3 separate regions of the Homo sapiens genome follow, and regions 2 and 3 are each linked to region 1. A link is a contact called in ENCODE Hi-C or POLR2A ChIA-PET data. All regions are on one chromosome and are shown on one strand. The core of a region is the stretch at or near the end of the contact, and the rest is flanking DNA. Distances in the headings are between cores, read along the strand shown.

The links. A loop is a pair of places that touch in the nucleus more often than their neighbours do. ChIA-PET counts read pairs that join two places held with the same protein, here RNA polymerase II (POLR2A). Pooled maps may share reads with other maps.
Region 2: a map with no recorded cell type shows a loop between it and region 1 (11-fold over the local background). The contact joins two enhancer-like sites. A Hi-C loop is called at or near these places in 2 of 168 maps with a recorded cell type or tissue (endothelial cell of hepatic sinusoid and psoas muscle), 5 of 37 single-sample maps with no recorded cell type and 5 of 50 pooled maps. POLR2A ChIA-PET finds 5 or more read pairs at or near these places in 1 of 52 experiments (activated B cell).
Region 3: a loop to region 1 is called in a pooled map, with 4 times the contacts of the local background. The contact joins two enhancer-like sites. A Hi-C loop is called at or near these places in 1 of 168 maps with a recorded cell type or tissue (ascending aorta), 4 of 37 single-sample maps with no recorded cell type and 3 of 50 pooled maps. POLR2A ChIA-PET finds 5 or more read pairs at or near these places in 3 of 52 experiments (GM10248 and activated T-cell).

What each region holds. Positions count from the first base shown.
Region 1 is chr9:4,886,330-4,889,190 of GRCh38, reverse strand. No RefSeq gene overlaps it. Among named protein-coding and RNA genes, the nearest start is that of MIR101-2, 37 kb to the right of the region's middle. Within about 2 kb of position 1,435, at least 2 of the 41 ENCODE cell types and tissues checked have a DNase peak (open chromatin) inside an H3K27ac peak, as active enhancers do.
Region 2 is chr9:4,761,871-4,764,731 of GRCh38, reverse strand. No RefSeq gene overlaps it. Among named protein-coding and RNA genes, the nearest start is that of AK3, 22 kb to the right of the region's middle. RefSeq lists an enhancer at 865-1,803. Within about 2 kb of position 1,381, at least 21 of the 41 ENCODE cell types and tissues checked have a DNase peak (open chromatin) inside an H3K27ac peak, as active enhancers do.
Region 3 is chr9:4,813,686-4,816,546 of GRCh38, reverse strand. The region is part of intron 1 of RCL1 (RNA terminal phosphate cyclase like 1); the gene reads right to left. Among named protein-coding and RNA genes, the nearest start is that of RCL1, 22 kb to the right of the region's middle. RefSeq lists an enhancer at 817-966. Within about 2 kb of position 1,371, at least 3 of the 41 ENCODE cell types and tissues checked have a DNase peak (open chromatin) inside an H3K27ac peak, as active enhancers do.

The DNA.
Region 1 (2,861 bases), core at 186-2,685:
CAAGCTAAAAACCACCTATCATTGTGATGGTCAAATGTATTCTAAATTCAAAATCACCTCCTTAGACGAGAAATGTTAGGATATAACATGTTCATGAGTTGGGAGTCTCCTATAATACCCAGTCAATAAATATTTACTGAGTGCTTACCAGGTACTGAAGATCCAATGGAGAATATGAAACATCTCCATCCTCAAAGCTTAATGAATGTATTTGCATTTCTAAGGTCACTCAGAAGTGCAGAAAATAGGTTGAAGGGAAACAAGATTGAAGTCAGGAGCCCATCTATCAGGCAGCTACAGAAATACAAGGAAAGACTTGGTCCTTAATGAGCAAGACTCTAGCCTTTTGCATTTTTCAGCAGAACTGGTATTTGACTAAGCAGGATAATGAACACTCTTTGCTTCCAGATTTATAATGGATAATTGGCTTGGTTTTAAAATCTCCACCAACTCCTGTCAGTCTTTGATTGAGGACTGCTCCCTCTATAGCAGGAGTAGCCAGAGAAAGCCCCTAGGGAGAACATTCAGGGGTTGGCAGTCCGATATTCTGTCCTGCACTGAAGTGCTAAGGGCAAGATGAGATGATTAGAGCACTGACCATATCTGTTGCCTCTGACTGGGGCAGGCAATGACTTCTAGGATCTCTCTACAGGTTATAAGAAGACAATGGAGCCAGGGGCACTGTCTCAGGCCCATCCACTGGACACCTCCACCAGCCATTTCTAACCCTCTACCTAAGTATTCCACATTGTTCTAATGACCTACATTTTGAGAAACACAGCTCTAGTCCCTTGCATAGCATCTAGCAAACAAACATTGGTGAAAGAGTGGGCACGTAGTTTAATTGTGAAGCAAACATTTGTTTACATTTTATATCCCATCTGTCTCTCTTCATTTCAGTTTTAATTTTTTCTTCTGTTAGCACTTACCCTTCTACGCTTTAAGGGGTCTTGCTCCTTTCAGTGTGTTATCATTTAGCCATCCTTCCTCTAGGTCCTAAACTCCCCCAACTTATCATTGATACTTTGATTCAACTTCGCAAAGACTTCCTGAGGTCCTACCATATGTAAAACCCCTGTAGTGCTGTGGGGGCCACAAAGATGACTAGAGGGAACACGTCCTTCCTTCAAAGATGACTAGGGGTAACATAGACCCTTTTGACCTTTTCTGGCTCCACCAAAATTTTCTCTAATCCTCTTAATTCCCTGGCTCTCCCTAGCTCTGCCCTCTCCAGTTACCTATTGCCTCTGAAACATAAACTTACTAGCAATGGTAGATTGTTACATTAATGGCTCCAAATGAATCCTGCACCAAATGAATCATGCCATTCCCTAGGATAGTTGCTTCCCACATTGAAGCTGAGCTTGGCCATGTGCCTTGTTTTGGCAGGGAGGCGTTAGCAAACGTGACACAAGTGGAGGCTTGAAAAGCACTTGTGCTTTGCAGCTTTTTCTTGGAATACTGCCACTGCCATGAAGGGAAGGCTGGTCTAGACTCCTTAAGAATGAAAGATCATGGAAAGAAAGGTCCTGCTGCCCCGGCCATCCCAGCTTCACCCAGCATCCAGTGGACCTGGCTGCTGAACGTAGTGACATGAGACAGCCCAGGTAAGACTAAAAAAAGAACAGTTCCTGGACCAATCTGAGGGTTGGGCTGCTATTTCTCATGGCCCAATAATGAGATGCAGATGAACTGGGGAAGAAGAGAGCTTTTACTTCTGTAACCAGTTACAGAGAGAAGGCCTGGAAATTATTTCCAGACCAACTCAAAATTACAAAGTTTTCCAGAGCTTATATACCTTCTAAACTATATGTCTATGTGTAAGTGCGCATTCATCTAAAGACATAAGTGATTAACTTCTTTTAATCTACAACTATGATCTGAGTCCTGAAAACCTTCCTCTGGAGCCTCAGTACATTTACTTAATCTAAATGGGTCCAGGTGCTGGGGTGATTACCCTTATCTTGTCTCCTGCTAAATCATGGAGGTTTGGGGAGTTCCTTCAGGCCTCCAGTAAACTTGTTTGTGGAGATCTGGGGAGTTTCTTCAGACCCACAATAAAACTTGTTTAATCCCAAACGGGTCCTGTTAAGAATTCCTTTGTTATTTTGTCACGCCTTAAGGCCCAGAAAAGGCCTAGGCAAAACTCTTGCTGGGCTTTTGTTACATCCCAGCCTTCGTATAAGGGCACTGGCTTTTAATATTTAACTTAACCACTCAGTCAGTACTGAAAGAGTTGTTAGTGAGACCTGGCCTGCCACAGAATCACCCGGCCAGGACGACAGAATCTTAAGAAATCATTGATGTTGAAACCAAAGTTTGGTTATTTTGTTATGCTTCAATTGACAACTGAAACATATGTCTTATCTTCAAGGCCCTCCTTCTGACATCTACTGTCCAAGTAGGAAAAGCATGGGCTCTTGAATCCACGCTCTGGCGTCAAAGCCTTCTTGGTTATGTGGCTTTGGGCAATAAGCTTCAATTCTCTGTGTTAGAGCAGTGTTTCTCAACATGTGGTCCACCTGCATCAGAATTAGCTGGATGTTTGTTTAAAAAATACAGACTTAAGCAGTTATTTTTATAATAGCTCCAAACTGGAAATGATATGAACATTCATCAACTGGTGAGAGGATATGATATATTCATACAATGGAATACAACTCAGCATTAAAAAAAGGACTGATTTTTTTTTTTTTCATGAGACCAAGTCTCACTCTATCACCCAGGCTGGAGTGCAGTGGCCCCATCTCAGCTCACTGCAGCCTCCGCCTCCTGGGTTCAAGTGATACTCCTGCCTCAGCCTCCCAAGTAGCTGGGACCACAGGTGTGCACCACCATGCCCGGCTAAGGACTGAACTATT
Region 2 (2,861 bases), core at 132-2,631, 120 kb after region 1:
TACAAGCACGTGCCAGCACTCCCAGCTAATTTTTTGTATTTTTAGTAGAGACGGGGTTTCACCATGTTGGCCAGGCTGGTCTCGAACTCCTGACCTCGTGATCTGCCCACCTTGGCCTCCCAAAGTGCTGGGATTACAGGCATGAGCCACCATGCCCAGCCTGACTCCATCTCTATTTTTTAAAAATAAAATAAATAGAAACCAGTATTGGGCATCATTGATCTCAGGCCCTCTCAGGGCACAGAAGTAGGGAATATAAGGATGTGTGTACACACATACACAAAATCATACATGCATTTACCCTTATATTTCTCTACATACGTAATAAAATATGGATCTTATTAGTTTGTTTATTGAAAACCATGACTTCATACCAATACTTCTCATTCCAACCTAACACAGTTTTCATTCTAGTTTTCTGTCCATAATTTATTTTTTTGAGATGGGGTCTTGCTCAGTTGCCCAGGCTGTAGTACAGCCTCAATCTCCTGGGCTCAAGTGATTCTCACACCTCAGCCTCTTTCCTTGAGATGGCATACAGGTGCATGCCACCACACCTGGCTAATGTTTTCTTAATTTCTGTGGAGACGGGATCTCGCTATGTTGACCAGGCTGGTCTCAAACTCCTGGCCTCAAACAATCCTTCTGCCTCAGCCTCTTAATGTGGTGGGATTACAGGAATGATTTGTTAACTGTCTTCTCCAACAGCGAGAAACTTTGCTCCCATTATCCTTAATATTGTACATTTACATACATGTCCTTGGAGATACCTTTCTCTCCCCACTGGGACTCCAACACCCTGTGGCAGACTGCCTCTCTGCCGGGACACCCCTCACCACAATTGGGTTCTGACACTCTGGCCTGGACTTGCCCCTGAATGTATGCTTTCTGATCCTGGTCAGGTTCCGGCCACCACAGCTCACCTCCACCCCACTCATAGCTGCCTATCTTGCTCGACCCTGCACCTGATGACTTTTGCACCTGATTTTTCAAGGAAGGAAAAGAGGAACTATATAGCTTTTCTCTTATTACTTTTAAGCACTTCCATTTCATTTATACTTGGTCATTCAGAAATTAAGAGTTATTTCTACCATGCACTATTCTTAAACTCTGTGATGCCTTTAAAGAGTGCCTCTTCAGTGAGACTGGGTCTATGCTGAGAGTAGAGGTCCTGCCTCCTCCCCCTTTTTCCTGTCCACCACATTCCTCTGTCTGCCCAGAGTAGGGAAGGCTGCAAACCCTCCCCCCGCCTTCCTCCTAGGAGGTCGCTGCCTGAAAGCTCTGTCCTGCCCGGAGGAAACCAGCTCAGCCTCCAGCTCTGGCCTGGCCTGATAGTCTGCCAGTAGCCAGGCCAGCTCTATCAGTTCTGTGCACGGGGATGCCCTGCGCGGAGGGGAGGGAGGAGGGGGAGAAAGAGTTGCCCGTGGGGCCTCAGGCCTTTGCTGTGCCTCAGTTCCCACACCTCAGAAGAATAAAGTACTCAACCCAGAAGAAAGACTCGGGCTTCCAGACTTTGGTTTGTGAGAGCAACGACATTCAAGGGTTACTCACGTAGACATTTAACAACCCGTAAAGGGAACTGGATGACAGAAATTACAGGATGGCTCCACCCTCGCGAAATGACATATTCATTTGAATGCTTGGGTAATTTCACAACAGGCAGTGCTGGTGGGGAGCAGGTTTTCCTCACTGAAGATGGAAATAAGGGTAATTGCTAATTTCCTTCCCCTGACCTTCATGACCTGCCCAGCTGTCTGCTGCCACCAGCCTCCTTCCACGGCTTTTCTTGTCTAAGGCTTCATGCCTTAAGAAATCAATTTACTCAGCTTTGTTCTGGGCCAGGTGAGAAAAAAAAATCAATGTATTCATACAAGTGGGACAATTGCAAACAAACGGAGTAAGAAAAAATAAATTCAGTTATGTAGTATTTGAGGCTTGAATTCGAGTAAATCAACCAAACTTCCTCCTCGCTTCAGGTAAAAGCATTTGTTGTTGACACAGCGCCACCTGATGGCAACTGGAATCTTGGCAGGAAATAGTCACCTGTCATTCCAACGTTATGCTGCTCATTTCACCTTTTTGTGTGTGTGTGTGTGTGATGGAGTCTCGCTCTGTCGCCAAGGCTGGAGTGCAGTGGCATGATCTCGGCTCCCTGCAACCACCGCCTCCCGGGTTCAAGCGAGTCTCCTGCCTCAGGTTCCTGAGTATCTGGGACTACAGGCGTGTGCCACCACGCCCAGCTAATTTTTTGTATTTATAGTAGAGACGGGGTTTCACCGTGTTAGCCAGGGTGGTCTCGGTCTCCTGACCTCGTGGTCTGCCCGCTTCAGCCTCCCAAAGTGCTGAAATTACAAGCGTGAGCCACCGTGCCCAGCCATCATTTCACACTTTTTTATTTTTAAATTTCAGTTCCCTTTCAAGCTCTAGACTCTTTCATTCAGAGTCCATTCTCTGTGTGCTTATGGTAGATGCTAAAGGTCTAAGAAAATATGACCACTTCCTGTCTAGTGTGGTGGCTCTCAAACTTGACCTTGCTCAGTTGCTCAGGCTGGAGTGCAGTGGTGCAATCTCGGTTCACTGCAGCCTTGACCTCGTGGGCTCAGGTAATCCTCCTGCCTCAGCCTCCCAGGTAGTTGGGACCACAGGCGGGAGCCACTATGCCTGGCTAATTTTTGTTTTGTTTTTGTTTCGTAGAGACAGGGTTTCGTCATGTTACACATACTGGTGTTGAACCCCCGGACTCAAGCAATCTGCCCGTATAGGCCTCCCAAAGTGCTGGGATTGCAGGCATGAGCCATCGCCCCTGGCTGAGAAAGTTTTAAAATGCAGACTCCTAGGCTCTGCCCTGCAAAGACTCGGAG
Region 3 (2,861 bases), core at 122-2,621, 73 kb after region 1:
AGGGGGAAAAATTCAACTAACTGGCTTAATTATTCCAGAAAAACCACCTGATAAAATTTGGTATCTATTTCTCAGTCAAATTCTATTTTAAAAAGAATGGCAAATGAGTTTGCTAAATGTAACACAGAGTTTATATTTTAAAACAGAAGACTTTAAAGTTCACAGAGAATGTATCTTCATGGTAAAAGGATAGGCAAGATTTATAAATTGGATATTAAAACTATGAAGTATTGTTTATCAAAAGACTACACTGAAAGTGTCAAAAGACAAGTCAGAGTGGAATAACATATGTGCAATCCTTTAACATATCCAGAATATACCAATGAATCAACAATTAAATAAGAAAAAGACAGAAAAATGAGCAAAATATCTGAATGGAGACTTCATAAAAGAGGATATCCAACTGACCAATACATCAAAGAAAAGGTGCTCAGATCAAGATGGCCAGCTAGAAATCCTTCACAAAGACGGCCAAAACAACAATTAAACAACTAGACTTTAACACAAATAACTGAGGAAGGGTGCCAGAGTGCATCAGAAGAGTTTATAAAAGAAACTCGAGATGACCACAGAGAGAGCAGAAGGAAATGCCAAGCTTCTATCACCCCAATCCCCAATCAGGATCAGCTGGGAACCAAAAGGACTTCTCCCTGCTGCAAGGAGGTAAGGAAGAGGATCCTAGCGATCCCTATCAATACCTTAGACACTTACAGACCTCACCACTGAGGAACCCTGCAGTCCTCATAGGCCTAAGCTGCCTGGAGTATACATACGTAGCTGTGCTCCCCACAGAGAAGGAGTCAACACCGTGCCCAGCTCCCTGTGGCCTGCGCTACACTATCCTGGAATTAGAACTATGGCTGGAGTGTGTCTTGCTCCAGGAGCAAGCAGCAAAAACTCCCCTTTTCCCGTGAGGATACACCCTAGACCAGTGGCCCAACATCCTCAAGCCGAGCTTTAAGCGGCTACTGTACCTTTCAGCATGGTGCCAAATGAAGATGGAGCCACTCCACCTACCCCTACCCCACCCCACTGGGCCAGATCTGATGCTTCCTGGATAAATTTTAAAATTTGCAGTTGCAAAAAAAAAAAAGAAAAGAAAAATACTGCAGCTTAAGACTTCAATGAATGAAATAAATATAATAGAACTAAAATAGCAGACATGATCAAGCATAAGACACAAATCTCTGAACTTGAAGATAAGTCTTTCAAAATTACCTACTCAAAGAAATAAGAAATGAGAATGAAAATGAAATGAGAACACCTACAAGACTTACAGGAAATCATTAAGCAAACAAATGTTCATGTTATGAAAGTTCCAGGAGGAGAAAAAAGGAAGCACAGAAAGCCTGCCAAATGAAATAGGTGAAAAGCTCCCAAGGCTGATAAGAGGTATGAACATACAGATCTAGGAAGCTCAAAGGTTCCAAAATAGATTCAACCCAAAAGGGTCTTCCCAAGGCATATTAATAGTTAAACTGTCAAAAGTGAAAGATAAAAAGAGAATTCTAAAAACAGCAAGAGAAAAAGGCATCAAGTTAATACAAGGAAATCCCCATTACACTAAAAACAGATTTCTCCAGAGAAACCTTATAGACCATGAGAGAATAAGATGATATATTCAAAATGCTGAAAGAAAAAAAAAACGTCAACCAAAAACACTATACCCAAAAAAGCTATCCTTCAGAAATGAAGTCTTTCCCAGACAAGCAAAAACTGAGGAAATTCATTACTATTAGCCAGGCCTTACAAGAAATGCTCAAGAAGGTCCTACATCTAGAAATGAAAAAATGATAATCACTACCATGAAAAAACATGAAAGTATAAAACTCACTGGTAGAACAAATACACAAAGGACAAAGAGAAAAAAATCAAACCTTATCACTATAGAAAACCATCAAACTGCAATGACAAACAATAAGACGGGAAGAAAAAAAGGAGACACGAATCAACCAGAAAACAATTTTTATAAGGACAGGAGGCTAAGTACTGTGGCTCATGCCTAGAATCCCAACACTTTGGGAAGCCAAGGCAGGAGGATGATCATGCCCAGGAGTTGGCGACCAGCCTGGGCAACAAAGCGAGACCGCCATCTCTACAAAAAATACAAAAGCCGGGCATGGTGGCAAACACCTGTAGGGAGACCAGGCCGGAAAGATTGCTTGAGCCCAGGAGTTCAAGGTTGCAGTAAACTATGCTTGTATCACTGCACTTCAGCGTGGGCAACAAAGTCAGACCCTATCTCTAAAAAAAATTTTTTTAAATTTCAAAACCCCCTCATGATAAAAACTCTTACGTTAGGTATAGAAAGAACACACCTCAACACAATAAAGGCTGTATATGACAAACTCACAGCTAACATACTGAATGGGGGAAATTTTATTTTATTGTATTTTTTTAAATTATACTTTAAGTTCTAGGGTACATGTGCACAACGTGCTGGTTATATATGTATAAGTGTGCCATGCTGGTGTGCTGCACCCATTAACTCGTCATTCCCCCCACCCCATGACAGGCCCCGGTGTGTGAAGTTCCCCACTCTGTGTCCAAGTGTTCTCATTGTTCAATTCCCACCTATGAGTGAGAACATGCAGTGTTTGGTTTTCTGTCCTTGCGACAGTTTGCTCAGAATGATGGTTTCCAGTTTTATCCATGTCCCTACAAAGGACCTGAACTCATCATTTTTTATGGCTGCACAGTATTCCATGGTGTATATGTGCCACATTTTCTTAATCCGGTCTATCACTGATGGACATTTGGGTTGGTTCCAAGTCTTTCCTATTGTGAATAGTGCCGCAATAAACATACGTGTGCGTGTGTCTTTGTAGCAGCATGATTTATAATCCTTTGGGTATATACCC